Regions from separate parts of the Homo sapiens genome. Here region 1 is linked to region 2. A link is a loop called in an ENCODE intact Hi-C map of the cell type or tissue named here. Cell type or tissue: dorsolateral prefrontal cortex. All regions are shown on one strand. Links, peaks and the distances in the headings refer to the core of each region. The heading gives the core; the rest is flanking DNA. Region 1 overlaps CDH18 (cadherin 18). Region 2 has its middle 350 kb from the start of LINC02100.

What was found. Hi-C counts contacts between places; a loop is a spot of excess contacts. Peaks named below come from ENCODE experiments on the same cell type or tissue, not always from the same donor. Only the 100,000 strongest peaks of a DNase experiment are listed, where the experiment ranks them.
Region 1: it touches region 2 in a loop (5-fold over the local background); 12 of 110 quality-filtered maps call a loop at or near these places.

The regions. Positions count from the first base shown.
Region 1 is chr5:19,601,749-19,618,412 of GRCh38, reverse strand. It overlaps CDH18 (cadherin 18), which reads left to right. Exons shown (of 13, transcript NM_004934.5): 6 at 5,812-5,979. Among named protein-coding and RNA genes, the nearest start is that of CDH18, 380 kb to the left of the region's middle. In dorsolateral prefrontal cortex, for the core only: a CTCF peak has its summit at 9,766; no DNase peak of the experiment used is centred there.
Region 2 is chr5:18,387,370-18,404,033 of GRCh38, reverse strand. No RefSeq gene overlaps it. Among named protein-coding and RNA genes, the nearest start is that of LINC02100, 350 kb to the left of the region's middle. RefSeq lists an enhancer at 9,506-10,144. In dorsolateral prefrontal cortex, for the core only: CTCF peaks have their summits at 9,451 and 9,651 (motif pointing left); a DNase peak (open chromatin) is centred at 9,673; H3K4me3 peaks cover 377 bases; H3K27ac peaks cover 600 bases.

The DNA of each region.
Region 1 (16,664 bases), core at 8,751-11,250, 1.2 Mb before region 2:
CCAACATGGTGAAACCCCAATTCTACTAAAAGTACAAAAAATAGCTGGGCATGGTGGTGCATGCCTGTAGTCCCAGCTACTCAGGAAGCGAACGCAGGGGAATCACTTGAACCCGAGAGGCAGAGGTTGCAGTGAGCAGATATCGCACCTCTGCACTCCAGTCTGGGTGACAGAGTGAGGCTCTGTCTCAAAAAAAAAAAAGAAAGAAAAATAAGCAGAAGTACACATGTGTAGTTTAGACATAGAAGGAACCTTACCACTTTCTCTCATAAATATGTGTGTCTACCTTGGAGGTTTTTGTAAGAATTTAAATGTGCAGGCTTGTTTATTTGTTCTAGCCCGTTAGGCATTTTTATTTTGCAGTCTTCTGTGGTATTATCTAATAAACAAAATGTGTACAACATTTTCATCTTGGATTCTTTTTAGTGGGTAAAAATGCAAGAAAACATTTTGGAGGATCTACTGCTATATGAATATTATTAGTCAGGAGGCATAAACATATGGTAGGCTAGTGACTCAAGCTCAACAAGTAATGTTTATAATCACAGATGCATTTTCAATGTTATGAACTTGTGTACAGCAGAGAGTAATTCCCAATTACAAGCCCCTACATATCAAGGTGATTGGAAAACAGTAGTCAGAGGTAATTTGCAGGCAATCGGGCACCTACAATTGTTTACCAGGGAAGTAATAAGAAACAAAACAAAATGATACACAGGTAATCACATCTTGTTGATTCAACCCAGCATCACAAGAGAATAAGAGGCAACAATTCAAGTTAAAATTTTTGAAGTAAACATTGCCAGTGAAGCCTTTCCAACAAACATTTAGAATATGCCGTAACCATTTACCTAGGATGTATTGAAAAGAGAAGCATTTTATTTTTAAACAAATGCACAATGCAGTAATTTATGGAAATTAATTTTGCTGCTCTGTATTTTTGGCTTTAAAAATGTACTAAATGGAAAGGCTACACAGTGTTCCCTTAGTAAGATTTTATCAAAGACAAGGGTAAATTATTTTGCAAATACTGGATACATGGATACATGACAGAAATGGCCAACCAAACAAATAAAACATACTTTCTTACTTGGACTATGTCTATATAGTTTATTCTATCTTTATCCATTGGCTTACCTTTTACAATTGAGAAAAATGCACATCATTTTGTATATTATGTGCCTATTTGATCCCTATACATATACATTTGTTGGCATGACATGATGAAGATAAAATGTGAAGAAATGCATGGAAACATAATGGCAGGACTTTGCCTTTTTAATTGTTGCCTATTCAGCAACATATGGTCTTGAACCACTTGCACACAAATCAAACTGAATATTTGTGTCCGACCTCCCTAGAGTTCATAAGTTGAATTCCTAACCCCAAATATGATGGTATTTGGAGATGAGGCCTTTGGAATGTAGTTAGGCTTAGATTAGGTCATTTCATGATGAAAATAGTGGCTCAAAAAAATTTAAAAAAGGAGATTCCCCATCCTCCTCTCAGTGCTTGCAAAGAAGAAAGCCCATGTGAGGACATGGTAAGACGGTGGCCATCTGCAAACCAGGAAGAGACACCTCACCAGGAATAAAATCATCTGGTACCTCGATCTTGGACTTTCTAGCTTCTGGAAGTGTGAGAAATAAATCTCTGTTTTTAAAACCACCCAGCCTATGGTATTTTGTTCTGGCAGCCTGAAGAGATTAACGCAATAGTCTGTTGGAGATGTGTGTAAGCCAGTCCCACTTCAGATTACTAAATCAAAATTTCTGGGGACTGAAATATGAGCAATTTGATCATTGAGGAAACTTCAGGATAATTGTAAACACAAGTTTGAAAACCAATAACAATATTCTAAAAGTTAGAATGACAAAATAATTGATCATCCAAACTGCCACACTGTTTAAAATGAAAAGGAGCATTGCAATAGTTAAGCTAGGACAAGGTAATCTGAAAATTTCCTGAGAAAATCATTGCATATGATCATTTTGCCTGTATAGCTTCACATTTAACCAATTTTTTTAATTAAAACGATCATTCTGCTTGATGTTTTCACTATGTTCAAATGTAGCTTCGTGCATAAAATTTGGGTGGGGGGGAATCAATGTATGTATCTGTGTGGTGAGGATGTAGGCGTGTGTTTACTCATAATATATATTTTATTCGGTTAAAAAAAAGACAGCTATTATGCTAAGCATTGTGAGAATGGAACGTAGGCTGTGAATTACTCTTGAATTTAATTTAAAAATTTTTTATCACAATATTGGTAAGATATAAATGTTTGCCATTTTCCCCTAACTTATTTCAACACTGTTCACAATTTCAGATAAATTCATTATACAATCCAGAAACCACACTTATTTGTGTTTACCCAAATGAGTTGAAAATTTGTGTTTATACAAAAACCCATATGTAGATGTTTATGCAGTTTTCTTTCTAATCACTGAAACTTGGAAGCAAGTAGATGCCCTTCAGTAAGTGAGTAAATAAATAAATTGTGGTCCATGCAGATAATGGAATATTAGTCAGAGTTAAAAGGAAATGAGCTACCACACTGTGAAAAGACATGAAGAAATCTTAAATGCATATGACTAAGTAAAAGAAATCAATCTGAAAGGCTAACTGTATGATTCCAATTGCATAACATTTGAAATAGGCAAAACTATGGAGACAGTAAAAAGATTCGTGGTTGCCAGGGGTTGAGGGAGGGGAGGGATAGAGAAGAGACAATTTTTAGAGCAGTGAAACTATTCTTTTTGATACTATGAAGTAGTTTAATGTTGCCATAGTTGTCAAAACCCATACCATATACAACACCAAGTGTGAACCCTGTTGTAAAATCTGGACTTCGGAGAGTAATGATGTGTCAATGTAGGCTCATCAATAGTATCAAATGTACCATTCTGGTATGGAATACTGTTAGTGGGGAGGCTGTGCTCATGGAGGAAGTAAAGGGTATATGGGAATTCTTTGTACTTTCTGCTCAATTTTACAGTGAAAGGACCTAAAATTGCTCTAAATATAGTCTATTTAAAAGGAGAAATAAGAAGTTACTGTGTATCAGTTGTACTTTAAGTGATCCCAGAAAATGCGTCTGGGTTCCAGGTTAGAAAGTGATCATCTTTTACTGAAATCATGTTGCTATGGCAATTTGGCTGTAACACTTTCTGATTATCTATATGTCTCTAGGAGGGGTCATAGCTAAGCACATGCAGCTGGGCCATCCTGAAGAGAGCGTTATGATTTTTTTTTTTTTTCTTTTTTGAGATGGAGTCTCCCTCTGTCACCGGGCTGGAGTGTAGTGGCGCAATCTTGGCTCACTGCAACCTCCACCTCCTAAGTTCAAGCAATTCTCTTGTCTCAGCCTCCTGAGTAGCTGGGACTACAGGCTCGTGCCACCACGCCCAGCTAATTTTTTGTATTTTTAGTAGAGACGGGGTTTCACCATGTTAGCCAGGATGGTCTGAATCTTCTGACCTCGTGATCTGCCTGCCTAGGCCTCTCAAAGTGCTGGGATTATAGGCCTGAGCCGCCGCGCCCAGCCAAGAGTTGTGATTTTAAATTAATCCCGAGACAATCCTTTCAGAGAAGTATGTGTCCGTTTTGGATATGGTCTTTTCTATCCATGAGCAAATTTGGCTGGCAAATTTCTTCCCATTTCATCCTGGAAGTGGTTGTAGATATGTGTCATTCACTTCATAATACTTAGTTTTACCTTTACATATCTATTTTGCAAAACTCACTAATGATTTTATTGTAAACCTTTATCTTTGATAATAATCTCATATTTCTCCCCACCAAAGACAAGTCCTATTTATAATTAATTCTCCTTAGGAAAGACAGCTTTACTTTTTTCAAGTGGTAGAAAATATAAATTTCTTTCATAAGTTCTTTGCTTGTTCATTTCTGTATCAATTCAATTCCTACTAATGTAATTATCGTAAGATAAAACATTGTTTTTTTAATAAGGGTGCTTGAGGCTTTTTCATATGCATGAGTTAGATGAATCATTTATTATAATATTATTATAATTTATTTTGATAAGAATAATTTTCATTTCTATTTAGCTTCAGGAAAATTTTTCTGAATTCCCTCAATTATATGTTCACAATATGTGAAAGTTATGGGATCTTCTTTTCTGATACCTGAGGCTCTCCTCTCAAAGTCATTATTACTTAGCCAATCAATTCAGAAAAAAAAGAAAATAGTGATTTACTTTTTTATATTCAAAATATGACAAAACAAGTCATTGAATACTCCTTTCTGCTTTTAAAGGCTATTTTTAACATAAATATATAACTCCTTCTCATAAATTAAGATATTGTCTGTAAAAGTATTTGGTAAAGCCTATAGGTAACAGTTATAATTGACAACTTCTTAAGAATTGTACTGTAACTAATCAAGTGCGAGTTTGATTGAAAGTCATTGGTGTATTTATTAAAGATGACATGCTTCAAATATTTTTAATGAAAATACATTTATGAAAAAATGACTTATGTTTGAAGGATCAAATATGTTTATATTTTATAATTATATGCATATATAGATGGACATATAAATACATATATACACATAGATATACAGATATTTATACACATGTTTATAATCTATCTCATGGACATGAGGACAATATTCTATGTTATGGCATAGTTAATATACCCTGAGTAAACTTTATCCTCCAGAATATGCGTTTTTAACTTTAAAACGTAAGACTCTATTAACAGAGCTATTAAATTTATGTATGTAGAGGTGGGTGTTTATGTATGCGTAATCACAGATGGGTATTTAATATTTTTCATTTCTTTATTCAATCCAAGGGTTCATCATGCAAAAATGTTAAACGTCCCTCTTTGCACTACTAAGATAAAAAATGTGATTTTTTACAGATGATTTATAGAATAAACCTTATCAGTTTCTTTATTTTGCCTAAATACTTAGATCTAGTTCTCCTTAAAGTTGTTTTCTAACAAAAATAGTGAGTTTCTTAGTCTTTGATACGTGTTAATATGCCTCCTGCCTATAATCTCTGTTTAAGTGTCCAAACTCCTCAAATGTTTTCCATCATTAAACATTGATAACTCTGCCAGGAAGCTATGTAAATTGTTCTATAAAGATGAAAATTAGCCTCTGCTTAAATCAATATGACCACCTTAGTTGAAACTTCTGAGGAGCTCAAATTGTAAAATGTTCAGCACACTAGCACTAGGAATAGGGTGGCAGGACTACCCTTGAGGGACCATGTACTTATTATTATTATTATTTTTTTAGTTGGAGTCTCACTCTGTCGCCCAGGCTGGAGTGCAGTGGCGTGATCTCCGCTCACTGCAACCTCCGTCTTCTGGGTTCAAGCGATTCTCCTGCCTAGCCTCATGAGTAGCTGGGATTACAGGCATGCGCCACCACGCCCAGCCAATTTTTTTTTTTTTAATTTTTAGTAGAGACGGGGTTTCACCATACTGGTCAAGCTGGTCTCAAACTCCTGACCTTGTGATCCACCCGCCTTGGCCTCCCAAAGTGCTGGGATTACAGGCGTGAGCCACCGCATCCGGCCGAGGGACCATCTACTTTAAGGAATGCAGAGAGATAGACATCTTAATTTACTTAATAGGATGTTTGGGGCATGGGATAAGTAAATTTTTCAAAGAGACAGTATTCATGCATTGGTAAGATATTGTTTTTCTCAGACGTGTGACTTTATCCCAAAAATATGCTATTTTAAAAGACATTTCTTAAAATATGTATGTGTATGTTTGTTGATACTTGCTTATTATATAGCTCATACTGTTTATTAAAATATATCTATTACAGGAGTTATTAGAACGGCCTTACATAACATGGACAGAGAAGCCAGAGAACATTACTCCGTAGTCATTCAAGCCAAAGACATGGCTGGGCAAGTTGGAGGGCTTTCAGGATCTACAACAGTCAACATCACCTTAACCGATGTCAATGACAACCCACCACGCTTTCCTCAAAGTACGTATTTGTTTTCCATGATTTGAATTTATCATTATCTCTTTATGTAAAGTAAAATGAAATACTTGAACAGTGTTATGTTACTGTTTTCTTAAGTGGAATTGTTCTGTTTTTGTACTATATGATCACCCTTCTTCATGTAAGACTCATGAAATCACTCCAGCTATTGTCTTCTGAACCTAGGAAATAATTGGGAATGTGTTCAGAGTTGGAGTTTCATTTGGCATCAAGTTAAATATTAAAAATGATGTGGTGGTACTAAAAAATGGCATCTTGCCTTTGGCGAAGTATCTGTATATTCTTAAAGTATTCATGGAGATGTTGAAAAGGTATTTTGATGTGAACATTCTTTTCATGCAACATTATTCCATACATTCTGTGACTGAATTTTTTAAAAAAATTCTTCATGTTATGAATAAATGCTGTATACAAATGCATGCATGTATGCACACACACACACACACACACACACACACACACACACGCATCATCCAAAAGCAAGTTGAAGTTAATATGATAAGATGAGGTCTCAGAGTAAAATATAAGACTTGAAAACAGAAAGCATAATTCAGTAGGCAATTTTGGGGGGAGAGGAGAAATATGAATCCTGTGGGTTTGGAGGGAGATGGTGTTTATGACATGTTCTGAATGTAAAGGATATAATTATAATATATTTGAGTTTTTAAAAATGGAAGATACTATAGATAACATTTTATACGACAGTCACTAATAATCACAAATATCCTACAGAGGAGTTGTCTCTTATGTTCCTCTTACAAATGATGTCTAAAAACTGTCATAAATTAGATCCTTTGGTACGTCATACAGGCTCTTCTCAAATCAGCGCGAAATGCCTTTCTCAACTTTATCTCTTGTCTCTTAATAGCATTTGCAGTACACCTCAGGCCTAGACACTGTGGAATACTGCCTCCTCCTAAAATATAATAACACTTTGTACGTCCTTACTTCAACTAAAATTTTTCCTTATTCACGGCCCTTTGTTAAAATCCCTGCTACAAGTTTCTCTGAAGTTCCTGTTGCAGAATTAGAACAGTTTTGCAATTAATTCCTGTTGCAGAATTACTCACTCTTTTTTCCCTCTTGCACAGCACTTTTGCATGCTTGTTCGTGTTATACTAATTTTCCCTCTTGCACAGCACTTTTGCATGCTTGTTCATGTTATACTAATTTCTGCAGGTACATAGATCCCCTTGCACAGCACTTTTGCGTGCTTGTTCATGTTATACTAATTTCTGCAGGTACATAGATCCCCTTCCACTTATGAGATCCTCTAGGAAGACGCTTAATTGTTTTGCGAACTTAGGTGTTCAGCCCAGTGAGGGCCCAGCATTTGATAAATGATTCTTAGTGAGTAAATTAGTTGAATTTAAATACTCTGTCAAACCATCATTATTAAAAGATTATTATTAAATACATGCAAATCATAGTCATAGTTAAATAAAAATCATTTTAAAATGTTGATGCCAGAGATAAGATAATGTTACCTGGTGCATTCATGTGGCGTTTGCTCTATGAAGAAAGTATATATCATAGGTAAGTCCATATTTTATTGAGCCATAAAATATAATTAAATTTTAAACCATTTTGCAGATTAGGATGAACTTTTGTATCAATGTTATCACTTAGTTCAACAATGTGCATATACATGAGGTAAATGTTATTATTTCATAGATTGGTACAATTGAAGTTGAAGATAAAGATAATAAGCGATAATTCAGACTCAACAGAATATACTCTTTATTATAATTTAGGATACCAACTTGCCTATCTTGTTTTCAAATAGATTCTACCACCACTATTTTAAAGATGTACATTCATATTGTAGCCTTAATAGACAGAAAACTCAGGTTGTAAATCATAGGATTCAGTAAATGCTAGTTTGTAGTAAATATAGCATCTCCCACTCTCTCTTTTTCTCCATTTCTTCCTAAAATAATTATTAAAATTACAGGTTTATTAAGATTGACTTTGCAGATGTACAGAAAATTTTAATTGTGATGGATATAAGGAATATTATTCATATAGATGAATATAGATATATAATAAAGAGATATTTGTTCCTAATTTTATTATGTTGATCAATAATAGTGTCATTGTTGAAGCATCAGTGTACAGTGAAAATAATCACTTTACCTGACAAAACAGAATAAGTGTATACTCTCTGAGTTAACTCATTGTGTCTAATGAATTCTATGTTTCTTCAGTCAGTAACATTCTGGCAGAATGACTGACAGATGTAAATCCTGCTGCATTTCAAGGTGTTCTTAGAGTTTTGAAAAGGAGGCACTACACAATCAGAAGTTTACACTTGGGGTTTCTTAAAAGATACTTTATTTCGCACTCCATTTGAACAAAACAATTCTGCTTTTGCAACAGTTTGGTGTCACCATGACAAAAGTAGCTTGTAGTAAAGTGCTCTTTAATTTATCCATAAATTGCAGCTTATTAAACAGCTATGTACCTAGTGGGGAAGTATTGTAAACTGCTTGGAGAAAAGAAATAATATAAGGACTTGTATTCACAAAATACCATGACATGCGCAAGTCTATACACAGCTCAAATTCTATAAAGTTCATATCCTGTCATCAAATGGATCCAGTAGTTGAATTGTTTCTCTTAATGTGAGGTTTTTACAGTTGCCCTTTCTACTTCTTTCTCTCATCACCTGTCTGAGACAGTTATATTTCTTACAATTGACACTTGAATAAACATCCCTAACTACAAATTTTGCAAAAATATTCTCTCAAAGTGTTTTTTCCTCCATGCTTAATCTACCATGCTTGAGAAAGTGAGTAGGCTAGTTATATTGCATGGTAATTAGTTATCCCTTTATCTTGAAGTAAATAGGCTTTGAGTAAGTGTTAGAGAGGTAGTAAATTAGAGCTAGTAATTTGCTTTACAATGTCTCTACTCTAGAGAGTTACAAACTCAGTAGCTTAGGATACAAGTCAGATAAATGTCTTGGAGGAAACAGGCTGCTTGTCAGTATCAGGAATGTGAAAAAGGAGCATAGAGACTGGATAATGCATGCCCAACTACAAGGGTAGCTACTATTTAATTCAAATTGATGCCTACCTCTGGGCTACATGGTGTTGGAAAAGGAGCCACTCAAACAAAACAAAGCAAAACAAAAGGACTCATAGTGAAAGAAAACAAATCAGCCCATCTATGGCTTGAAATTCTACTCAAAGTACACAAACGATGTGTACTTCTCCTTCTAGAGAAAATCATCCATCTAAAGATATAAAATTCCCTAGTGTGTGTTCTTTCATTAAAGGTAATCTATTTTATTCTGCCATTTCCTATTCTAGTTTTTAAAAACTTTATTCTGGGTTATGGTTGTTGCATAACTTATTCTTGGATAGGTTAAAAAGTCACTGACATTTATTTATTCTGCACAAACCATATGCATATAAAATTCAATACCTTACATGAAAGTTTACAAAACAAACCTTCTATATCCTAAATGGAAGGAATTATATTGTTGTATTGAGGATTGCTCTTGTAAGATAAGTCATCTAGTAACAGAAAGAAGCATAACACATGCCAAATAATCACAATGAATCAACCTTTAGGGCTTGATCCTCCAATATTACATTGCACCAACTGCAGCCACAAGTGAGCTTCAGTTTTTGGAAATTTGCTATCATTATGTTAGCTTAATCTAACATAACTTTCTCCAGAACTTAAATGATAGTAAATTGCCAAGAACGTAAACTCACTTGTGACTGCAGTTGGTTTAGTGCCATGTAATATTGGAGGATCAAGCTCTAAAAATTCAATAGATGGCAGTATTTCCCATAAAGTTAGTAAACATCACAATTGTTTAACTGGTTTGGGTAATTTCTAAAGTTAATGAGAAAGAAAATATTGCTGAAGATATTGGCATTGATTTTTTTTGGGGGGGGAGCTGTTGTTTTTATTATTTTCATTGTTATGGGTACAAATATGAATTTATATAATATTTTCATCATTAAAATTTTGTTTGAAACAAATTAAAAGAAAAAGAAAACAAAGCTTCTCCCTTGACCCATCAAAATATGCAGGATTTTTTTTAATTATCAAAGAATTGAGGTCTTTCTAGTGTCTTTTGAAAATGATATCTGGGTCATTTTATTATAGTTGTAGGCATATATTTTGAAACGTTTTGAGCATTTCTTTAAAATGACAGTATATATTTGATTTTGATAACTGTTCCTACTCACTTTGAAATAAGATAAATTCTGCAGCTGCATGTTTAGTATTCTACATATGTAAATTTCATTCAAGTTTATTCCTTGTACCATTCCAATTTTCTATATCCTTATAGAATTTTTGCTCGTCTGTTATTGAGAGAGATGTTAAAGTCTTCCAAGATGATACTAGATGTTTCCATTTCTCTTTTTTCCTCTGTTTAATTTTTCTTAGATGCAGTTTTAAACCATGCTATTGGATGCACACAGATCGAAGGCTTTGATATCTTTCTCTTGATTAAAATTGTTTTATTGTGAAATATATGTCTATAGTTCTAATAATACTCCATACCTTAAAGTCTAATTTGTCTCCTATAGCTATTCCAGAGGTTTCTTTTTTTTCTTCATTTCTTTTTGGTTATGGTTTGTGTGGTATAATGTTTTCTATAATTGTACTTTCAAACTTTATTGTTCTTAATTTTTTATTCTTAATTTATAAATGTTTCTTGTGACCACTTAGCTAATATTTTTGTTGTTGTTTAGTTTAAAATGACATTATAATTTCTCTTGCTTTTGTTGATTTACTACACTTATAAGTATCTTAATTACTGATATAGTTTCATTTAGGTATATCATTTGCTATTTGGCTAATCTTTTCTTCTCCTTTTTTCCCCTCTCTCATATTCTTTGAATTATTTAATTTCATTCATTTTGTCCTCCATTCACTTTTTAAAAATTTTACATTTTTATACTTTTTTCTATTTAAAAAATACTGTAGATATTATTATTTATTTCACTCTACCTTAAATTATAATTTCATTGCTTGAAAATAGAATGACTTTAAAACTGTTTAATGTCATTAACCCTTTGTTGTTGTTTTTTCTATTTTTGTCATCTTATATATTCAGTCCTATATGAAATTGTCATTGTTGCTGTTGTGTTAAATAGCAAATCATTATTTTTTAAGACAGTAATAATTTACCCTTCCTGGTACTATTTATTTCTCCTTGAATTTCTGTGTTTCCTTCTAGAATTATTGTTTTCTAAAGGGAATTGTAAATTTCTTAAAATATTATTTTCCCATTTTTAGTGACAGAAAACTGCCAATGAATTTTCTCAGCTTTTCTATATAAATTTACAATTTTGCCTTTATTTGCAGAAGGTATTTCCAATCAGAATAGAATTTTAGTTTGAAGGATTTTCTCCATTTCAATAATTATTAATATAATTTGCTGTTTACCATTTTGTTCATTGAAAAATCAACTGTAGAATTCCTTTACTGTACAATAGTTTACTGTAGTTTATTGGACCTTTCTTCTATTAAGATATTCTTTGTTATATTTTGTTTTCAAAAATTTAACCTACAATGCACCTAGGTATTTACTTTTTAAAAATCTGACTAATGGTTGTAAAGATTTTTTAAGCTATCTTTTATTAGTTTTGAGAAACTCTTGGTTAGAATTTTTTCAAGTATTTCTTCGACCTCATTTTCTCACTTCTTTTCTATTAGTTCTACAAAGTATGTCAGCTAGGTCTTTCAGTTATATAACATTCATCTATTACTGTCTTTGCTGTATAATAATTATTATTCTACAGTCTTCTACAGTCTTCTTTAACCTGGATATTTTATATTAACCTATATTCTAGTACACCAATCCTTTCTTCTGCTGTTTGTTCAGCAATTAAACCCATCTATTAAATATATTAAGTACACACTTCAGCATTGACATTTTTGTTCTAAAATTTTTATTTGGTTTAGTAGATAAAGATTATTGGTATCTGTTGAAATTCCCCACCCTTTTCTTTATTTAAACATATTAACCATAAACATATTAACCATACTTATTTCAAAACTTTTTGTAGAATTCTAATATCATAATCATGCCTGGGTCATTTTTTACATTTTTTCCTTCTTAGTTTTAGCCAATGCTCATTTTTAATCATGACTTTGAATTACTGATTGAACATTACATAAAGGAGTTGCAGAGGTTCATGATTGTGCAATCTTTCAAAGAGGGGCAAGTTATTTCTTGCAGACATATACAGTGTGGATTACTTAAATCAGTTGGATTCTGTTAGCACTAGCTTATTTTATTGCTCTCCTTACTTCCGGGAAGTAGCTCTTATTCCTGGAATCCGGATCTTTCTTTACTTACTCTCCACTGGTCTCAAGTGTTTACCAATTTCTGACTCTCCAGTAACTCATGGCTGCTGAAATCTCTGCCTAGCGCCTTTGCCTTCCAGATGCACTTTCTGTTGGTTTCTCAGAGCCTCTACAAGTGTCAAAGTAGTGGATGTGTCTACAATTACCACAAGAAAAATTGCATTTGTTTTTTTCCTCACTTACCTGAGGTTTCTTCTTCTCTGTGCTTTTGTCCTCAATTTCTCAGCCCCTGTGCCAGCTCTGAACTCCAACCTGTCTCCAAAAGCTACACAATTTTTGCTTGGACTCTTTCAACCAGCACTACATATTTTTAAATACCCTCAGTATATGTGCATATAAAATTTGTTTTGTTATGGTTTCTTTCTCTCAAGAATCATACTCCATCCTGAGTTCCCTACATTAATTGCCTTCAATGCCTTAAAACAGTCATTTTCTATATACTATGCATCTTTTAGAGTTGTTTTATATGACAGAGTTAGATATACCCCTCCATCATATCCAGATTTGAAAGATCATTCCACTTAAGTTTAAATAGAAAGATTATGGAAGATAATTAGATGTATTCTCTATCAATTTGTATTCTATGTGGCTAAATTGAAAGGATGAACTCTAAAATAAAGATGAAATTATTAAATTAACTTTAAATGAGTAATATTATTATTTTATTTTCATTTAGCCTTCATAGAAACACAATATTTTTATCTTACATCATGATATTTAGTTTATAAAGATAATTGAAAATTATTATGTATTTATTATAATAAGACACATACACCTGTAGATCATATTCTTTCTAACAAAGTAACAGCTATAAATAAATAATAGTATTACATTCTTCTGATTTTAGAATTGAATATTTTGAAATTATATGGAGCTCTCTGTTTAGAAACGTACTAGTCATGACATTTCAATTGTATTACGGTTTGTTTTTAATCTATGTGGTTGTGTACTATAATAAAGTTACAGAATAATTCCTTTTCCTTTACATAATATTTTGTTTAGGTAGGTATGTTTATGGTAATAAGCATATATTTCTTGGAAATAATTTGATTCTTATAGTTAGGCATTACAAATCAATTTGCACACCTTCAAAGAATACTTAAAAAGTGGACTGAATTTCAATTAAAATTTCTAATAGTCTTTCTTCAAGCATTTATGTGTTATTTATGATTAAGAGTGAGAGAAAACAAAGAAAGTGTTCCACTATAATACTTGAGAGAAAAAAAAAACTTTCTATAGAATAATCAGCTTTCCTATAGTGCATGTTGACACATAGAAACAGAATGTATTGGGTTAAACGATTTTAAAGATATTTCTTAGAACAGTAAAGATTCTGATAGAGGAAAATTGCCCTTTTTATTTATGGCATTCAAATGGCAGTAGTACTTAAATTTACTTTATTTATGTTTTAAAAAACATTGCACGTAGAGCCAACCACAATGCTTAATAATCAATATTCAGCTTAAGTCTCTTAAATGCAGGAAAATCTCAGAATACTTTGTGTGTGTGTGTGTGTGTGTGTGTGTGTGTGTGTGTGTGTGTGTGTTTTAATTTGAAATTAGCATTCTCAGCATAAACTGTATTTGCATAAACATTTAAAGTGGAGATTATAAAAACTGTCTGGTTAATTTTATCAGGAAAGACAGGCAAACTCTGTAAGTCAGACATCATAGTTTCTAACCTCTCACATGTCAGTCAGTTTTCCCTGAGAAGCATCTCACTTTCTCAAGTAAATACTATAAAATAGTAAATAGTTCTAACAAATGTAATGATTAAATTTATTACAGCTTTTGTAAGATAGGGCCTTGGGGTAATCATAGGGAATGACTTATTCAAGTAAATGACAAAATTACTGTAGTAAAGACACAAGGTCTTTTAAAAAGCAACTAGAATCAGTGCTGTCCTGGAGGAAAAGAAAGTATATTAAAAGGGACAAGCCTCAGTGAGACAAATGCCCTTTTATTATTCCCACCATGTCTTCCTTCCTTAAGTGTATTTTCCATAATCAGTAGTATATTATGATGCAGTCTAAGAAATTATGTGAAAAGATCACATGTGGCATACAAAACTATGGTGCATCCAGATACAAAGCTGTTACACAGTGAGATCTGTATTCCTAAGCTGTGAAAAATTATGTAGTCTTAAAACCAGAATAAATTATTCTAGTACTACTTGAAGAAATTAAAAAGTAAAAAAAATTCTAATGAGTTAGAACATAATTTATATATATTTTATTTATGTATTTATAATTTATATATTTATATATATTTTATTGATACTATAAACAATTTGGTGCCTAAAATTGAAAAATGCACATTGCCCTACCTCATATCTCAGAAAATCTAAGCCTCACACACTGAAAATCCAAGCAAAACTAGCATTTTGAAGATAATTATATATTTTGGTAGTAATATCACTTTTTGTGATTTTGGTCAGATTTTCATCATAAATTCCCAGCATTTGTTGTGTCTCTTCTTCATTTTTCTATTCTGAAAAACAGCTCAATTACTAGTTGTTCTCATTTTGATTTTATTTTTTGTAGTTAAAAAATATATACAATAATATTTATCCTTTTAACAACTCTAATGTGTGCATTTAAATAACACTACGTATATTCATATTGTTGTGCAACCAATGGTACTATTGAAATACAGAAGTCTTTTCGTCTTGCAAAAGTAAAACTTTGTACCCATTGTTTAATGGGTACTTTCCCATTTTCCCTCTCCTGAGTCTCTGGTTATTCAACTTTCTATCTCTATGAATTTTACTGTTCTAGGTACTTTATATAAGTGGAATCATGCAATATTTGTCTTTCTGTGCCTGGCTAACTTTGGTAAACATAATGTTTCAAGGTTCATCCAGGCTGTAAGATGTATCAAATTTTAACTTATTTTGTAATGATAATTAATATTTTATTTAATGTGTATACTGCATTTTATCAGTTCCTCTGTTGCTGCATGTTTGGAGTGATTCTACCTTTTGGCTATCATGAGTAAGGTGGCTGTGAATATGGGTGTAACACCCCACTTTCAGTGCTTTTAAGTATATATCCAGAAGCGGAATTGCTAGATCATATGGTAATTTTATGTTTATTTATTTATTTTTTTTTTTGAGATGGAGTTTCGCTCTTCTTCACCAGGCTGGAGTGCAATGGTGCGATCTTGGCTCACTGCACCCTCCGCCTCCTGGATTCAAGGGATTCTTCTGCCTCAGCCTCCTGATTAGCTGGGATTACAGGTGCCCTCCACCATGCCCAGCTAATTTTTTGTACTTTTAGTAGAGATAGGGTTTTATCATGTTGGCCAGGCTGATCTTGAACTCCTGACTGCAGGTGATCCACCTGCCTTGGCCACCCAAAATGCTAGGATTACAGGCATGAGCCACCACGCCCTGCCATGTTTAATTTTTTTAGAGGCCTCCATACTGTTCTCCACAATGGCTATACCATTTCACTGCTCCACTAACAGGGCACAAGAGTTCTAATTTCTCCACATCCTCACCAACACTAGTCATTGTCTTCTTTTTTTTTAATTTTAATTTTTTATCTTTTTTGGAGAGATGTCTATTCCAGTTCTTTGCCTATTTAAAAGATTGGATTGTGTGTGTGTGTGTGTGTTTTGCAGTGTTAACTTATAATAGTTTGCATTTATTTATGTCTTTAATTTATTTCCACAATATTTTGTCATTGTCAGTGCACACATTTTTTGTTAGATTTATTCCTAAATATTTTATCATTTTTATGGTATTAAGAACGGAATTGCTTTATTTTCTTTTGCAATTATTCATTATCTTGTAACTTTGCTGAATTACTTTATTAGTTCTAAAAGTTTGTGTGTGTTTGTATGTGGGGGTGTGTCTGTATTTGTGTACTCCCTATGGCTTTCTATGTATAAGATCATGTCATCTGTGAACAGAGATAATTGTATTACTTCCTTCCCAATTTGGATGCTTTTAATTTCTTTTTCTTGCCTTATTACTCTGGCTAGGATTTCCAGTATTATGTTGAATAAAAGTTCAAAAGTAGGCATCCTCTTTTGTTCCTGGTCTTACAGTAAATGCATTTAGTCTTTCACCATTTTAGTGATATTAGTTGTGGGGTTTTAACATATGGCTTCTATTATGTTGAGGAAGTTTCTTTTATTTATAGTTCTATTTTATGTTTTTTTAAATCATAAAATGGAATTGAATTTTGTCAATTGCTTTTTCTGTAGAATTGACATGACCTTGTGATTTTTTTCTTTATTCTGTTAATGGAAATGAAAATTAATTGATTTTCATATGTTGAACTAAGCTTGTATTCCAGGAAAAAAAATCCCAATTGCTCATGG
Region 2 (16,664 bases), core at 8,518-11,017:
CTGTTCACAATAGCAAAGCCGTGGAATCAACTTAGGTTTCCATCAATGGTGGATTGAATAAAGAAAATGTGATGTACACACACACACACACACACACACACACACACCATGGAATACTATGCAGCCATAAAAAAGAATGAAATTTTGCCCTATGAACCAACACATGGACATAGCTGGAGGCCACTAGCCTAAGCAAATTAACACAGGAACAGAAAACCAAATGCTGCATATTCTCACTTATAAGTGGGGGCTAAACAACATGCACTCACGGACATGGAGATGGCAACAATAGACACTGGAGATGACTAGAGGGCAGAGGAGGGGTGTACAGGTAGAAAAACTAACTATTGAATACTACGCTCAGTACCTGGGGGCTGGATCAATCATACCCCAAACCTCAGCATCACGCAATATGCCCATGTCACAAACCTGGATGTGTACTCCCAGAACTTGAAGTTGAAAGTGTTAAAAAAAAAAAAAAAGAAAGAAAGAAAGAAAGAAAAACATCTTTTTCCCACAGTGTTTTACACTTTTTTTTTACACAGTGTCTCACACTGTACTTTTTTTTTTTTTTTTTTACAATGTCTTAGTTATGGCTGCTATACCAAATACTACAGACTGGGTGACTTAAAACAAGACTATTTTTCACAGTTCTGGAAAATGTGAAGATCAAGATGCCAGACGATTTTCTTCCTGGCTCTTGTCCTGGTTTGCAGACAGATGCCTTCTTGTATCCTCACATGGTGAAGAAAGAGATTATCTCTCACCTCTTTTTTTCATAAGGGCATTATTCCCCTTCATGAGAGCTCCAGCCTCAGAAACTTATTACCTACTGAAGGCTACATTTTGAAATACCAACATATTTGAAATTAAGGCTTCAATATATGAATTTTTGGAGGACACACTCATTCAGTACATAGCATATAATAACTTCTGTTATGGTTTCAGAAAAGAAATGAAAACTTACGGAATTCCAAATATACTGTTAAAAATTAGCTATTATAGGTATTTTTCACAATTAAATATTTTTACTTAAATTAGACTCAATGTTTCATCTGATAGTTTTAAGAGGAAGAAAACAGCATCCTTTACAATAACATTTTTTTGGAGTGGTCATTTTTTGATGGGTACAATTGCTTTAAAATAACTTTTTGTCAAAATTAAAAATAAATTTAGTAGCAGATCTCAAGAAGCCCTTTATATTTTTTATCTTTCTTTCAGGTTCTAAAAGGGTTTTTGTTGTTGTTTGTTTTGGTTTCTGTACAGTTGACCCTTGAACAACGCAAATTTGAAATACTTAAGTCCACTTACAGGAAGATTGTTTTCAACCAAACTGAAAATCGAAAATACAATCTTGGTAGGATATAAAGCCCACATATACAAAGAACTGACGTTTTATCCCTTCAGGGGACCCCGCAGTGAGTCCTGTGGAACCTGAGTATGCTCAGATTTTTGTATCTGTGGGCATTCCCGGAACCAATCCCCGGCATGAGCGACTGCAATTTTAAAATCACATTTAAAGATAAAACATTGATTTTATATTATGTTTCCATAATAGCACAACACTTCTGAGAGCAATCCTTAAGGGTAAAAAATTTTGACTTCACAGGAAAAACAAAAAAAACAAAATATTTGTGTGTTAGGCCATTCTTGCATTGCTATAAAGAAATATCCAAAGCTGGATAATTTATAAAGAAAAGAGGTTTAATTGGCTCATGGTTCTGCAGGCTGTACAGGAAACATGGCACCAGTATCTGCTTGGCTTCCGGCGAGGACACAGGAAGCGTAAAATCAGAGCTGAAGGTAAAGGGAGAGCCCAACCTCACAAGGCATGAGTGAGCGCAAGAGAGAGAGTGAGCAGGAGGTGCTACACGGTTTCAAATGACCAGAACTCACTATCGCAAGGACAGCGCCAAGCCACGAAGGACCCACTCCCATGACCCAAACACCTCCCACCAGGCGCCACCTCCAACATCAGGGATTACACTTCAACCTGTGATTCAGGGGACAAATATCCAAACAATAGCAATTGGCAACTTCATATTTAGAAATTACTGGCATTATTATCATCTAAATCTGTTTCACTTCTTGGAAAACCAGATGTATTTTACATAGGGAGAAAAAGTAATATGGGAAGTAGAAATCTCAATAAAGAATGGACTTCAGTTAACGTGAATGTATCAATATTTGTTAACTTTAACATATTTGCTATACTAATGGGAATGGTACTGATAGGATAAACTGGATATGAGGTATGTGGGAAATCTCTGTGCTGTCTTCTCACTTTTCTGTAAATCTAAAACAGTCTATTAAAAAATACCATTGGTGGTGGCTGTACCCCCAACTCAATCAATAAAGTCATTTAAAAATATGTAATATACATTGGGATTTAGCCATTGTGGTCTTTCTCCATTATAAGCCCTCTTACACCATGCAGAGACATACTGTACTTGATCTATTCTGAAGTGGTTGTTATCCAGGATATGGAGAGAACTTAAATAAATTTGTAGGTGGGGATATGCCTTCCAAGAATTTTTGGCCTGGAGGCAAGAGGGGAAAAATTAAAAGTCTCATCCCCCTAAAAAAAAATTGCTATGCACTTCTTAGTGTCATTTTGTGAATTAAATACAGCTTGTCTGATTTAAAAAAAAAATTAACAATTGATGTTGATATCTAGACTCATGAAAAATATAACATCGAAAAATTACTGTAACTATAAACCTGACAATTTTGTTTACCTTAAAGAATGCTATGGCTGATAGAAACAAAAAGTGTAACTAGCTAAGTAGATATACAAAATATTTTATTTTACCTATACTTCTGAATGTCAACTAACAGGTATTGCTATAGATGTTTTTACAAATGTTTGCCTAAAGATATTTTTGTACATTTTATAGTTCTCTTTTATTTGTAACCAAGTATCTTGTGCTTGTCAGCTCTATGATTTGATTTTTAAAAATATATTAAATTATGAATCCATAAATATGTAGAACAGAAAAATATATTAACTCACTTGATATGTGTAGGAAGACAACATTACTCTTAGTAAGACAAGTGCTTTTTGATAAAAAATAGGCAAGTATTGTGTAAGTGGGAAAGCTTTAAACAAATAAATTTATAGGAAATTAGAGTTTCCCAAAAGTTGGCATCAAAGAATAGAGTTTCAGGGCACTGAACCAGAGGGAATTTAGAGAACTGAGTTTTGGGTAGAGAGAGAATCCAGCAAGGTTATGGCAGGAAATAAGCACCATATCCCCCATGAGAAACCCCCTGTGTCAAGGAGCACCAGACAGAATTCTAAGATAGGACTTCCAATTTTGAGTCATGCCCTTTGCTACTCTGTGCAGAACTACGTCTGTGTAATTATGAATTTTCATTAAAACCCGCCATACTCAACAGCTGTGTGTTATGGATATGCTGTTTTAGGTATGGGAGGTAAAGAGACAGTGGCTTTACCAGGGGACTGGGACAGCAGCTGTAGCAGCAGAGAACAATTAGAACCCACAAGACAGTAGGCAAACAAGCCGCAGGATGGGTTTTGACAGAAGCAGCTGTTAAGTAAATTGTCTTCCAAGAGTTTCCACATTGCCTGGAAAATTTACAAGCTCAAATAGGGTGCAAAGAACATCAAGAACAGGGAATGTGTTAATCTGACTTCCCAGGCTTGGGAGGTCCTGGAAATTGTAATGTAATCATTGAAATAAAGGAAGACCCACGTGATTTGAAACTCACAGGTTAAAACTACAATATGAAAAATGCAATCTAGGCAACCTTCAATTATACAGACCTCATGGTGAGAGGTGACAGCGTGCTGGCAGTCCTCACAGCCCTCGCTAGCTCGCTCTGGGCGCCTCCTCTGCCTGGACTCCCACTTTGGCGGCACTTGAGGAGCCCCTCAGCCCACCGCTGCATTGTGGGAGCCCCTTTCCGGACCGGCCAAGGCCGGAGCCAGCTCCCTCAGCTTGCAGGGAGGTGTGGAGGGAGAGGCGCGAGCGGGAACCGGGGCTGCGCGCGGTGCTTGCGGGCCAGCTGGAGTTCCGGTGGGCGTGGGCTTGGCCGGCCCCGCACTCGGAGCAGCCGGCCGGCCCTGCCGGCCCCGGGCAATGATGGGCTTAGCACCCGGGCCAGCGGCTGCGGAGGGTGTACTGGGTCCCCCAGCAGTGCCAGCCCACCGGCGCTGCACTTGATTTCTCACCGGGCCTTAGCTGCCTTCCCGCCGGGCAGGGGGCAGGGCCTGGGACCTGCAGCCCGCCATGCCTGAGCCTCCCACCCCCTCCATGGGCTCCTGTGCGGCCGGGCCCGAGCCTCCCCGATGAGCGCCGCCCCCTGCTCCAAGGCGCCCAGTCCCATCGACCACCCAAGGGCTGAGGAGTGCGGGCGCACTGCGCGAGACTGGCAGGCAGCTCCACCTGCAGCCCCGTGCGGGATCCACCAGGTGAAGCCAGCTGGGCTCCTGAGTCTGGTGGGGCCTTGGAGAACCTTTATGTCTAGCTCAGGGATTGTAAATACACCAATGGGCACTCTGTATCTAGCTCAAGGTTTGTAAATACACCAATCAGCACCCTCTGTCTAGCTCAGGGTTTGTGAATGCACCAATCGACACTCTGTATCTAGCTATTCTGGTGGGGCCTTGGAGAACCTTTGTGTGGACACTCTGTATCTAGCTAATCTGGTGGGGATGTGGAGAACCTTTATGTCTAGCTCAGGGATTGTAAACGCACCAATCAGCGCCCTGTCAAAACAGACCGCTGGGCTCTACCAATCAGCAGGATGTGGGTGGGGCCAGATAAGAGAATAAAAGCAGGCTGCCCGAGCCAGCAGTTGCAACCCGTTAGGGTCCCCATCCACGATGTGGAAGCTTTGTTCTTTGGCTCTTTGCAATAAATCTTGCTACTGCTCACTGTTTGGGTCAGCATTGCTTTCATGAGCTGTAAGAGTCACCGCGAAGGTCTGCAGCTTCACTCCTGAAGCCAGCGAGACCACGAGCCCACCGGGAGGAAGGGACAACTCCAGACCCGCCGCCTTAAGAGCTGTGACACTCACCGCGAAGGTCTGCAGTTTCACTCCTGAGCCAGTGAGATTACGAACCCACCAGAAGGAAGAAACTCCGAACACATCCGAACATCAGAAAGCAACAATCTCCAGACGCACCACCTTAAGAGCTGTAACACTCACCACGAGGGTCCATGGCTTCATTCTTGAAGTCAGTGAGACCAAGAACCCACCAATTCCAGACACAATGGGACAAATAACAGTATATGATTAAACATGCAAGGATCATTATGAAAAACATCACTCACCATGCTTTTGGTTTGGAAGTTTACAGCTTCAACGTGTTTATTTCTTCACTCATAGTTCTTCCTCTCATTTTCCTGAAAGAGAAAAGAAAACTAATATTTATCATGCTTTATGATGACAGAAAGAACTAGGCATTGTTATTCATTCAAAGTGTGCTACGTTTTTCGTTTTTTTTGTGTAGACATTCATCTCATTAGTTAACAGAAATTTCCATTATTCACATTGTCCCAGTAAATCTTTTTTTGTCCTATATCTTTCAACACAGTCTCAGAAAACTTAGAGTAAATTATAAAAAGGATTATGATATATGTATACTATAATACATAGACAATTCATATGCAATAAGACATCTATTGGTCCAGATTTGGGAGGATCCTGTGGCCCACACCAAAGCAACAGGTATGATATTCAGACAACATTATTTCATTTTATTTGGGGGTGTGGATTTAGAATGCCTACAGCCTAGTATATTACATAATTCTACATTTGTTTGCTTCGTTTTCTCTATTTTGCATGTAGTTCCCCTAAAACATAAACAATGATTCTTAAAGCAATTCAGGCCAAGACTGGATTGGAATTCTTGCCAGCATAAGCACTCTGCACATATATTTAACTACTTTCTTCTTTCAACATTAGCTTAATACATTTCAGCTGCCTTGTAAATCACTTCCAGAAACTTATGTCAAATATAAATAACTCTACTTCCCACATAAGGATTTTTGTGTTTAAACAAGTATGCTTTATCCATTATAGCAAGGTCAAAAACAATTATGGAAAACAATCGATCAAAGTTACCATAAAAGTTTAAGGTTACCAAATGTGAAAATTCTGTGAAAAAATATAAATTATTGTGTATTTGCTGGAGGCCTGAGATTAAAGAAGTCTTCCATTTTAAGCCCACATCTTATTAAATAAGTACACTTTAGCCCATTTAACAATAAAATTTGTGACCTCCTTTGCAATAGGTAAAATCCAATTTCCTTTTCAGTCAAAGAAGTATTATACCAAATGTCTTTCTTCCCACTTGGTTGCTCTCTTTTATGACTCTGAGTTCATAAAGTAATTCCCTAGCCTGAGAAGAAAATAAACAAGTAAATGACGGCACTTAAGGAGCCCTAGGCATTGCACCTAGGATAATCTGCAATCTAACGTTTACCAAGCAATAGTAAGTTACAAAACATTTGCGCAACTTGCTCCTGGAGGGAGTTGAGAGCTAATTTGAATCCACTTTGTCTCATAAAGGAAACATCGTGTTCATAAAACCACAGAAACATTAGAAAAACAGCTGTTTCCCTTCAAAATAGAGCAGCCACATCAGGTATAAATTTCACCAAGGGTATGGCTTAATCAAATATTCCATATTATACAAAATACAATCCAATCTGAAGTTTCAAAACAAACAAATCATTATTTATATTTTCCTATCACAATAAAACTTATTACATGTTCTCAAAAAAATGCCATTTTTAAGTTACTTACTTTGAAAGTGAAAGCTCACTTATCTAATATTATAAAATTTAAAATATAATTAAAAATTGATTAGGAGACAATGAAAATATATCAGTAAAAATAGCTGACAATAAATTTACAACCCCCTCAAAAAATTACTATCTTAGAAATTTTAGTTCGGAATTTCTTCTGTCGACTTATGTAAAGGTTGGAATTAACTAAAAGAAAAGGTGCCTGTTTCTCTATGTATTTTCAGTATTAATAAAACCACAAATGAATGTATATATTTTTTATTAAAGGTAAAGGAAATAGAGTGTCAAATTATACAGTTGATTTTATATGTTATTTGTTATCGTGATTCAGCAAATAAGAAATTAATGCTTGGGAATGACTGTGTAAACAAACAAAAATTAACTAAATGCTGAAGCAGGTTATTAATTGAGAAATTCACAGTACATTAATAATGGCTGGCTCCGTTGTCAAATATTGAAAATATGTTTGGTGAGATAACTTACTCAAGCCTGATTTTGACAGACCAATAAAAGTATATAAATTAGGAAATGCTTGCATATAGCTATCTGGATTAAAAGGAAGAACAAAAAGGCTATCAAGAGAAAGAATAAAAAGAACATTCAAATAGATATTGTTACTACTAAACCTTGTCATTCTTAAAGATTGTAGCAAAATACATTCATTCTCGACTTTTACCTATCTAAGTAAGCAACAAATATTGCCACCTTCATTTTCAAAACAGATATGAAATCCAGTGATTTCTTAGGTCTTCCCTTATCACTACTTTACTGTAAGCCATTGTCTTTTCTCAACAGGATTGCTGCAGTGCTCTTCAAATGAACTCTCTATCCCTTCCCTTACTTGTTCATATACTACTCTCAATGCAGTCGCCCAATTTGTTTTTTTAAAACATAAGTCAAATTGCCATTTCAGAAACTTCCATTATCTCTCCTTTTCACTTAGATTGAAGTAAAGCACTTAGTGTGGGCCACAGGATCCTCCCGAATCTGGACCACCACTACTTCTCCGATCTCAAATCCTACCCTTTGGCTAATTTAATCCACAATAACCATCTGCGGTCCTGGCAAACATGGCGTGCTTTTCCCTCAGAGAGTCTCCACTTGCTGTTCCCTCTTCCTGGAAGGTTCTTTCCCAGGATATTTATGTGGCTTGCTTTCTAACATCTTTCAAGTTTAAATATCATCTTTTCCACGATGTTCATTCTACCACCTATTTAAAATGCAATTCCATCCATCAACACCTAGGAATTTCTGCTTTATTTTTCTTCGTAGCATTTCACAACACGTCAGTGCACTTCCATGCACTTTCCTGTTAATGAACGTGAATAGTTAGAGGTAGAATTTCAACAAGCACACCTTGTGACTCACTCTCCTTGGGGGGAGGACAAGAAAGGGATGCTACTATGACAAGGGGCAGGAAGCCCAGCAGCCCCTGCGGAAAGGCAAGACAGATGCGGCTTCGAAGCCAAGAAGTCCCCAAAACTGAATAAAGAGTATCAAAAATGAGAAACATGCTATTTGCTATTCAACATAGACCTTTGATTGAGCAAACATTAGAAGCTCCTCTGGTGGAAATTAAGTGGGCAGCTATTCTTAAAGAGAGTAAACACAAAGCCAGCTTGCTGTAGCATGAAGTCACTCTCTCCCTCGGTACCCTCTGATCGCTCCCTTTCCTCTGCATGGATCTCAGCTGCTTTAAAAAGAAAGGAGATTAGGCATGTTAAGATTAGCCTGAAGCTGCCTCCTTACATACTTTAAGTTCAGACTAAAGGTTTCTTTCTACATAGAAAACTGTAACCTAATAGGATGTGTAAGCAGACTGTAATCTACTCTTGTACCAATCAGTTTCAGGCAATCACAGACTGGCTAACTGTATAAACTGTGTTCAGATAAGGCAAATTCAGAGCTGTAACCAAATCCAGCTGTTTTCTGCACCTCTCTTCCCTTTTCTGTATGTCACTTTTCTTTTTCTGTCCATAAATATTATCTGACCACTTGACAGCCCCAGAGTCATGCTGAGCCTATTCTGGCTACTGGATTTGTGAATCGTACTTTGCTCAATTAAATTCCATTAAATTGAATTTATCTTAAGTTTTCCTTTCAACAATCAGTAGCCAAGATCTCCCTGTCCCTAAAGAACACTGAGAGCCATAGGCACCCTCTGGTTATATGTATGGGAACTTTGAAAAGGCAGGGATTCCAACTTTTATGTGTCTCTTGGATTCAGGTTATGTATTCACCTTCCTACCAGGTCTCAGGAGAAAAGAGAATGTTAGGAACAGACTAGCAAAAGCATTGAGGACTGCAGAACAACGCTGCAGTAGTCTGTGAAAGCAGAGATAAAAGGCCAAAGAGGGGAAAAAAATGTTTCCTTCCCATTATTTCTCTCAGGCCTTTGACATCCTTCTTCCTGCACTGCTCAGCATCCTGGCCATGGGATAACATGTTGCTGCAGAGTCAATTCATGCATATGTTAAACAACTTGGTCAGTGTTCACATTTTGGGGGCAAATGTTACCAAATTCAATTAATACAATTTTTACTAGTGAAGAGAAGTCAAAATGGTCTTCTTGATGGGGACCGGGGAACATTAGTACTTTAGTGTATGTCATTGCTGGGGGTGTCATTGTTACATTGTTACACTTTTACATTGTTGTATTTCCCATCCATTATGTGTAAGAGACAATAAATTCTTTCAATTCAAGGAATGCCACATCTAAGCATGTAGAGAAGCAATCTCTGTCCCCTCCGGATCGGTCCAGCAGAAACAACGCAGAATCCAGGTAGAAGAAAGAACTCAGCTCTAGTTAAAAAAACTAACTGCTGCCCAAACTCAGAGAAACCATTTCCCAGCTGAGTAGCGCCACCTGCCGGACTCTGCCCCCAAGTGCACAATGTTAAAAACAAACCAAAAAGGGCCGCTGGTCAGCGGCTTTCCTAACAATGAATTCCTGACTCACAGAGCCCATTTAGTCACGAGTCAATTCCTATTCAACAACTAACAAAGAAAGGGCCCCGTGATCCTCTCTGGAAAATGGAAATGCTGTATTCAAGAGCACACTATATTGTGGCCCTAGCGTCATCTCAGTTTTACATAAAAAAGTGTCAGTTGACATCTTTGGGGAAACTTGGCCCCTCACTCCACTTTCTGAAGCAAAACCTTTGGCTCCATGGGGCCCTCCATCTACAGTTGCTTTTAAATGACTGGGCCTGGGAACTGATTCTGCTCGACCAGCCTGGAGGGGACGGAGATCATCTCTTTACATGCCTAGATGTGGCATTCCCTGAATTGGGAGAATTTATTGTCTCTTATACATAATGGATGGGAAACGCAACAATGTAAACCTCATAACAATGACACCCCCAGCCATGACACACACAAAAGTACTTTCAATATGCCTCGGTCCCCACCAAGAAGATCCGCTCTTGTTATGCCAAGAGCTGCTGGTGTCATGCGGGTGGTAGCAGCAATCCAGCCCCAGCAATAGCTCTGGAAGGCTGCCTGTGCCTAAAGCCAGTGAGCACAGCGGGATGAGTTAGAAGTCCTTGCCTCAGGCAAGGCTCCTGAGGAGCTGGAAGGTTAGATTACTAACACATGGAGCCGTGTTCAATGACACAGCCATCCCGTCTACCACTTGGAAGCCCACAGACTACCAGTTTACAGTTCGCCATGGTGAGGACTGAGCAGCCTGGGTCTCTCACACAGGTGCTCACAGTGGGGGCAGATGAAACTCTTCTCTAATGACACCAGCTGGAGCCAATGTGATCGAGCTTGTGCTGTCCATTTTGCTATAATTGCTTCCCACATCCACCATCAAAATGGATGCACCAGCACCTCCCCCTCACAGACGGGGCACAAAGGAAAGGTCTTTTATGTTTCTGATGCAAAAGCCACCACTGTGTGGCCGACTTGTGGCTCCTGCAAAATGTTAGCCTGTTTGTCTTACGGTAAGAGAGGCCATATCGCATGGGCATTGTTTTCACCCATGGCTGCTGAGGACATCAGATCTGACTACATCAGCTCTTTGACAGCTTTTTGGGTCTGGTCATTGTCCATACTTTCCAGCTAATGGTTTTCTGTTCTAATCCTATCCTTCAACTCTTGCAGCAATACTGTAGCCCTTAACTAAACTCTTTCATGTTTTCTGCTTTCCAGATCATAAACCATCTGAAAATGGTGCACAATTTGTCAAAAGTCTACTCAACAATGGAACAATAATCAAGGTATTTGGTGGACATGTCACATGCCCTACTGTCCATGGGCATTTGATCTTGTTGAGCAATGAAAGAAATCCCTCAGAAATTGACTCAAAATATTTCTGTTTTCCCTTTCTCACACTCTCCTGGGCCACACACTTTATAATAAAGCAGGTGGTCACTGAATGTGACTGTCCTTACAAAGAGGAGAACTTCTCTTGGTTGCTTTCTGGGTAATAATTCCAGTAAAGGATTATCTAGAACATTTTGAAGATTCAGTATTTTTTCCTACCATTCCTGGGCATAATACTTTTTGCTTTCCCCTAACCTCAACCTCAGGCAAACTTGGTAGGTGCACCCTCCAGGTGACAGCTCAGATAAAAGGGGTCTTGGAGGATTGAAACTAAATTCTGGAATGTTAGGATGACTTGACATAGATCAAATAAACAATGACTACCTGAGTGACTCACTAATCTCTGTAGCCCCCTATACTGTCCCTTGTAAGTCAAGGTAGGGGATTACATGGGTGTCTGGAAATTTTTTTAAAATGTCTTATCCCATTATATCTGATTCTTAAGATCTCAATGTGAATAGGGATGACTGTAGAAAAGATGATGTTATAGCTGCTGGAATGGAATACACCATTTTTGGAGAGAAAAGATGATGTTATAGCTGCTGGAATGGAATACACCATTTTTGGAGCTATGGAGGGAGAGCCAGAACCCTGGTGTCAGGAGAAGAAACATGTTAGTCCCCAAAATATGCAAAAAAGAGGATGCAATTCGTGTTCTCCTTGCCAGATGGATGCAGCACCATTTCAGCACCATGCCATGACAAAACAATCCTGTGGTCCTCCTTAGCCAGGCAGCAGCTGCAGCTGGCAACCTCACCCCCTATCAGACTTGTCATTGCCGTCCATGTGCTAGAAAAACACAAAAGTACTTTTGGACAGGCCATCAGTACCCTGCTGTACCTGATGCCTTCTCAGAGGCAGCTCCTGGGTGTGGACTCCCTCATATGTTTTCAAACACTTGGACTGACCCAACTTTGTTTGCATCCGTCTCACTGATGCAAAGACATCTGCTTCTTCTAAGGCTCACTTGGCCTTGAATTGTGCCAGGTATGGCATTCAAGGCTAATTGGTGACACTGCCCATGTGACTTGACCAAACCAATGCAACAGGGGTTCAAATCAAGTTTAACAGCAAGTCTCAAACTGGAGTGAGCCATGCCTTTTTGGGTTATATGTTTGTATATAGAGCGAGGGGGGCAAGGGCAGTGTTCACTGGGGATGGGAGCTGCTTGTTGGCTCGTCTTTTGTCCCTTGTAATTATTGATATTGTTGGCAAATATATCAAGATCCGGAGATTACTCTAAACTCCCTCCTTGGGTCACAATGAGTAGACTGGCCTCAATCTATATCTTGATTATCTGGAGTAGGACCTACTGTTACCCCTGGGACTTATAATAGTTGAGTGGGAATGTGTGGGCAGGAGAAGAGGTATGTATAACTGAGGCGAGTGCTGCTGCTTGTAATCCTGTTGATAGTAGACTTAATTAAATTCAGTATGAAACAAACTGGTCCCAGGCTTCGCATGCTGCTCTGACCTGAGAGGTTGAGGCATTATCATTACTATTCCCATGTTGCTAATATGTAAATGTACGTGTGTGTGTGTGTGTGTGTGTGTGTGTGTGTGTGCTGTTTTTACTTACATGCTTGTAGGATTCTCTTTTTTTCCTTGAATTTTCAAAATCACAGTATTTATTACATCGCTTTAGGATATTTTCTCCTACATTAACAAATATTTTCCTCTCCAAATTCAGGCATCTAAGTTTTCTGTTATAAAATTTGAGTTTTGTTCCAGTCCCAATTTGTCTGCCCCTTTCTTGCGGAATCTCTTGATCCACTTTGTACACTTAGAGTTACCATGATGCACCATGTAATGACAGTTTGGTCCATCTGTGTTATTGCCCCTGAAGACCTCTAGTGGGACAAGATGTGCTGGTGAAAGATGGTGATATTGATCATCCTGGTCTAGGCTAATGTGCATATTCATGTCTTAGTTTTTAACAGAAAAGTTTAATAAGTAAAAGGAAATCAAATAGAAAGAAGCGTATAGAATAAGAGTACAAAAAATACTATGCATCTCTTCAATGTGTTGGTGTTTTAAGCTGTGTCACTGCAAAAAAGAGAGAAAAAGTGTTTAAAAATAAAAACTTTCAAATTTAAAAGTTACAATAAGCTAGGGCTAACTTATTATGGAAGAAAAAAATATTTAAAAAAAATTTAGTATCGCCCAAGTACAGTGTTTATAAAGTCTATGGTAGTGTAATCTAGACCTTCACTTTCACTCATCACTCAGTTGCTGATTCACCGAGACAACTTCTTGCAAGCTCCATTTGTACAAAATGCCCTGTTCAGGTGCATTTTAAAAAATCTCTTATGTCTTATTTGTACTGTACTCTTTCTATGTTTAGATAAACAAATACTAACCATTTTGTTACAACTGCCTACAGTGTTCAGTACAGTAACACGTTGTCCATATTTGTAGCCTAGGACCCTAAGTGTGTAGTAGGTTAGATCTAGGTTAGGATCTCAGTGTGAATAGGGATGACTGTAGAAAAGATGGTGTTATAGCTGCTGGGATGGAACACACGAGTTTTGGAGCCGTGGAGGGAGAGCCAAAACCCTGGTGTCAGGCTTGTGCAAGTACATTCTGATGTTTGCACAACAACAAAATTGCCTAACAACACATTTCTCAAAATGTATCTCTAAGGGACAGATGACTGAACTTATTTTATTATTTTTCTCTTTTTTTCTATAGTTCTGCACAGAGTAGGAAACCTTTGAGTTTGAACTCAATGCCTGCCACTAACTTACATTTCTTCAATATTAACTTGTATTCTTACTACTCTTGACCCAGATTTAAATCTACTATTACATTTAGCTTTTATTAACGTATATAATATATCTCATAGGTTTTGGGGGATGGTTAAATAATTAATAGATCTAAAAGTATTTTAATGGTAACTATTATAATTTTCATCATTAATGGTACTTTTAAATTTCTATTTTATATTACAAATTCTTCCCGTGTGTATATCTTTCACTCAGTAAATGAATTCATACTTCCAATTTTTTTTCTTGTTTTTGCAATACACATTTACTTGATTTTGATAGTAAGGAAAAAAGGAAAGGCTTTGAAAGTTCTATTTGTCATCCTTTAAATGATCTTTCTCTGCAGTAAAAATCCTGGCTTCACTTTAATCTACTTTGTTATCTGTATTATGTTTTATGATCTGAAATCAATATGTTTCTCTTTCTAGAATAAAAGAAAAACAGGTCAAGTGTGGTATTTGTGTATGAACCATGTTTGTGGAGTCAAGTGCATTAACTACAGAGGACATCTATTTATCATTTAGATTTCAAATTGGACCCAATCTTTCCAGAAAAACCTAACTGACTCACTCAAATGAGACGTCTGCCCCTAATAAATGCTTTTGTAACATTGTGTTTGCACCCCTGGAACCTTCCTGATGGGCTATTGGAATTGTTTGATTGCTCACATTCTATACTAGGAATTATGCTGGGAGGACAAGAACTGTGTTTTGTGCAACATTCTATCCCCGTGCCCAGCACATGGACTGGGGTTTTGTGAGCCCTCAGTGCACATTGTGAAAATGAATGGAACTGATTTGAATGGAATGACATTTGTTTGATGCAGCAGCTGAGAGGGCTGAGGAGAAAGTCTTAGATAAGGGCAATCTGAGCAGAGAAATTTTACATCATTGTCATCGTGTGTTTGGTAAGGGTGTAGTGATGAGACCAGATTTCCCCTGGAAGTTTTGTTTGACCTGACCTCTGCACAGGAAGACTGGAACACACTCCACACTTCAGAGTGCATGTTCCTCTCTGCCTTTAGGTGGACCTCACCTTTAGCCTGCCTTCACTCCTGCAGATAGCGGGTTCGGGAGGTGATGCCATGATCTCATTTATTTCGAACTTTATGGACGTTGTTGTTTCCGGTGTTACTTAACTCTTCCCTATCTTCCTCTATCAAAGTAACCAATACAACAACCCAGATCCTTCCATGTCGCACATCTTTTCTCATTATTAATACATATCAGATACAAATAATTTTATGAATACATGGACTTTGACATTTTCTGATTTATAAAAATTCTAATAATAATCATATTGTAGGCACATATCCCTATGTGGCTTTTATCATTTAAAAATACATTGCGTTTGTAAATTCTGTTCTTTTTCATGCTTGCAAACTGGCCAATTCTTTTTTGTGCTTATTTTTCTTGTTCCTTGACAATAGATCCAATAGGAATTAGTCCACACTACTCATATCCCACTTTCCACCCTGTCTCTAAAGCTGCAAAGCAATAGAGAGGGGCAATAAAAAGTTAATAAATATAATATGATTGACACCACCAGCAATAGTTCACATTAATCTCTACTGTCTATTCTGTACCAATGATCTTTTGGTTAATGTTAGTATCATAGAACTCATTGTTCTATATTTACTATTTGCTAAGGCAAATATTTTTCATCATATTTTGTTGTGTATTATTTTGACAATCTTTCAATATGTCATCCATATGAAATGTTAAATTATTAATTAATTTACAATGTGATATGCTAAGTAGAATAGGAGCAAATGGATTTACTGATGTTAATGTGTTTACCGATTTATATAGTTTGGATATTTGTCCCTGCCCAAGTCTCATGTTGAATTGTGATTCCCAATGCTAGAGGTGGGGCCTGGTGAGAGGTGACTGGATCATGGGGGCAAATTCCTCATGGTTTGGTGCTTTCTTTGCAATAGTGAGTGAGTTCTTGCAATATCTGATCATTTAAAAGTGTGCGGCACCTCTTCCCTACTCTCTCTCTCTCGCTCTTGCTTTTATCATGCAGTGTTCCCGCTTTTGCATTGCCTTCTACCATGACCTCCTTAGAAGTGGAGCAGATGCTGGCACCATGCTTCCTGTACAGCCTGCAGAACCATGAGCCAATTAAACCTCTTTTCTTATAAATTACCCAGTCTCAGGTATTTATTTATAGCAATGCAAGAATGGCCTAACACACCAATTATTTACTATTTTACATACATTAAACATTTCCTTCAAAAAATATGGTATGGATTTTCACTTGCTCAGGTCTTCAGTGAAGACTTTCCATCAGATTCAATACCTTTTTAAAAGTTCAGTACCTTACATGGATAAAACTAGAGGACTTTATGCTAAGTGAAATAGGCCTGGCACTGAAAGTCAAACTTGGCATGTTCTCACTCATTCTTGGAAGCCAAAAAAAAAAAAAAAAAAAAAAAAAAAAATATATATATATATATATATATATATATATATATATATATATATTGAACTCATGGAGATACAGAATAGAATGATAGCAGAAACTGGGCAGAATAGTGGGTAGGGGGAGTGGGGATGGTCAGTCAGTACAAAAATACAGTTAAAATAATAAGATCTAGTATTTGATAACACAACAAGGTGATGGCAGTCATCAATAATTTACTGTACATTTTAAAATAACTAAAAAAGTATAATTGGAATGTTTATAACAACAAGAAATGATAAATGCTTGAGGTGATGAATACATCATTGACTCTGATGTGATAATTACACACCGTATGACTGTATCAAAATATCTCATGTATCCC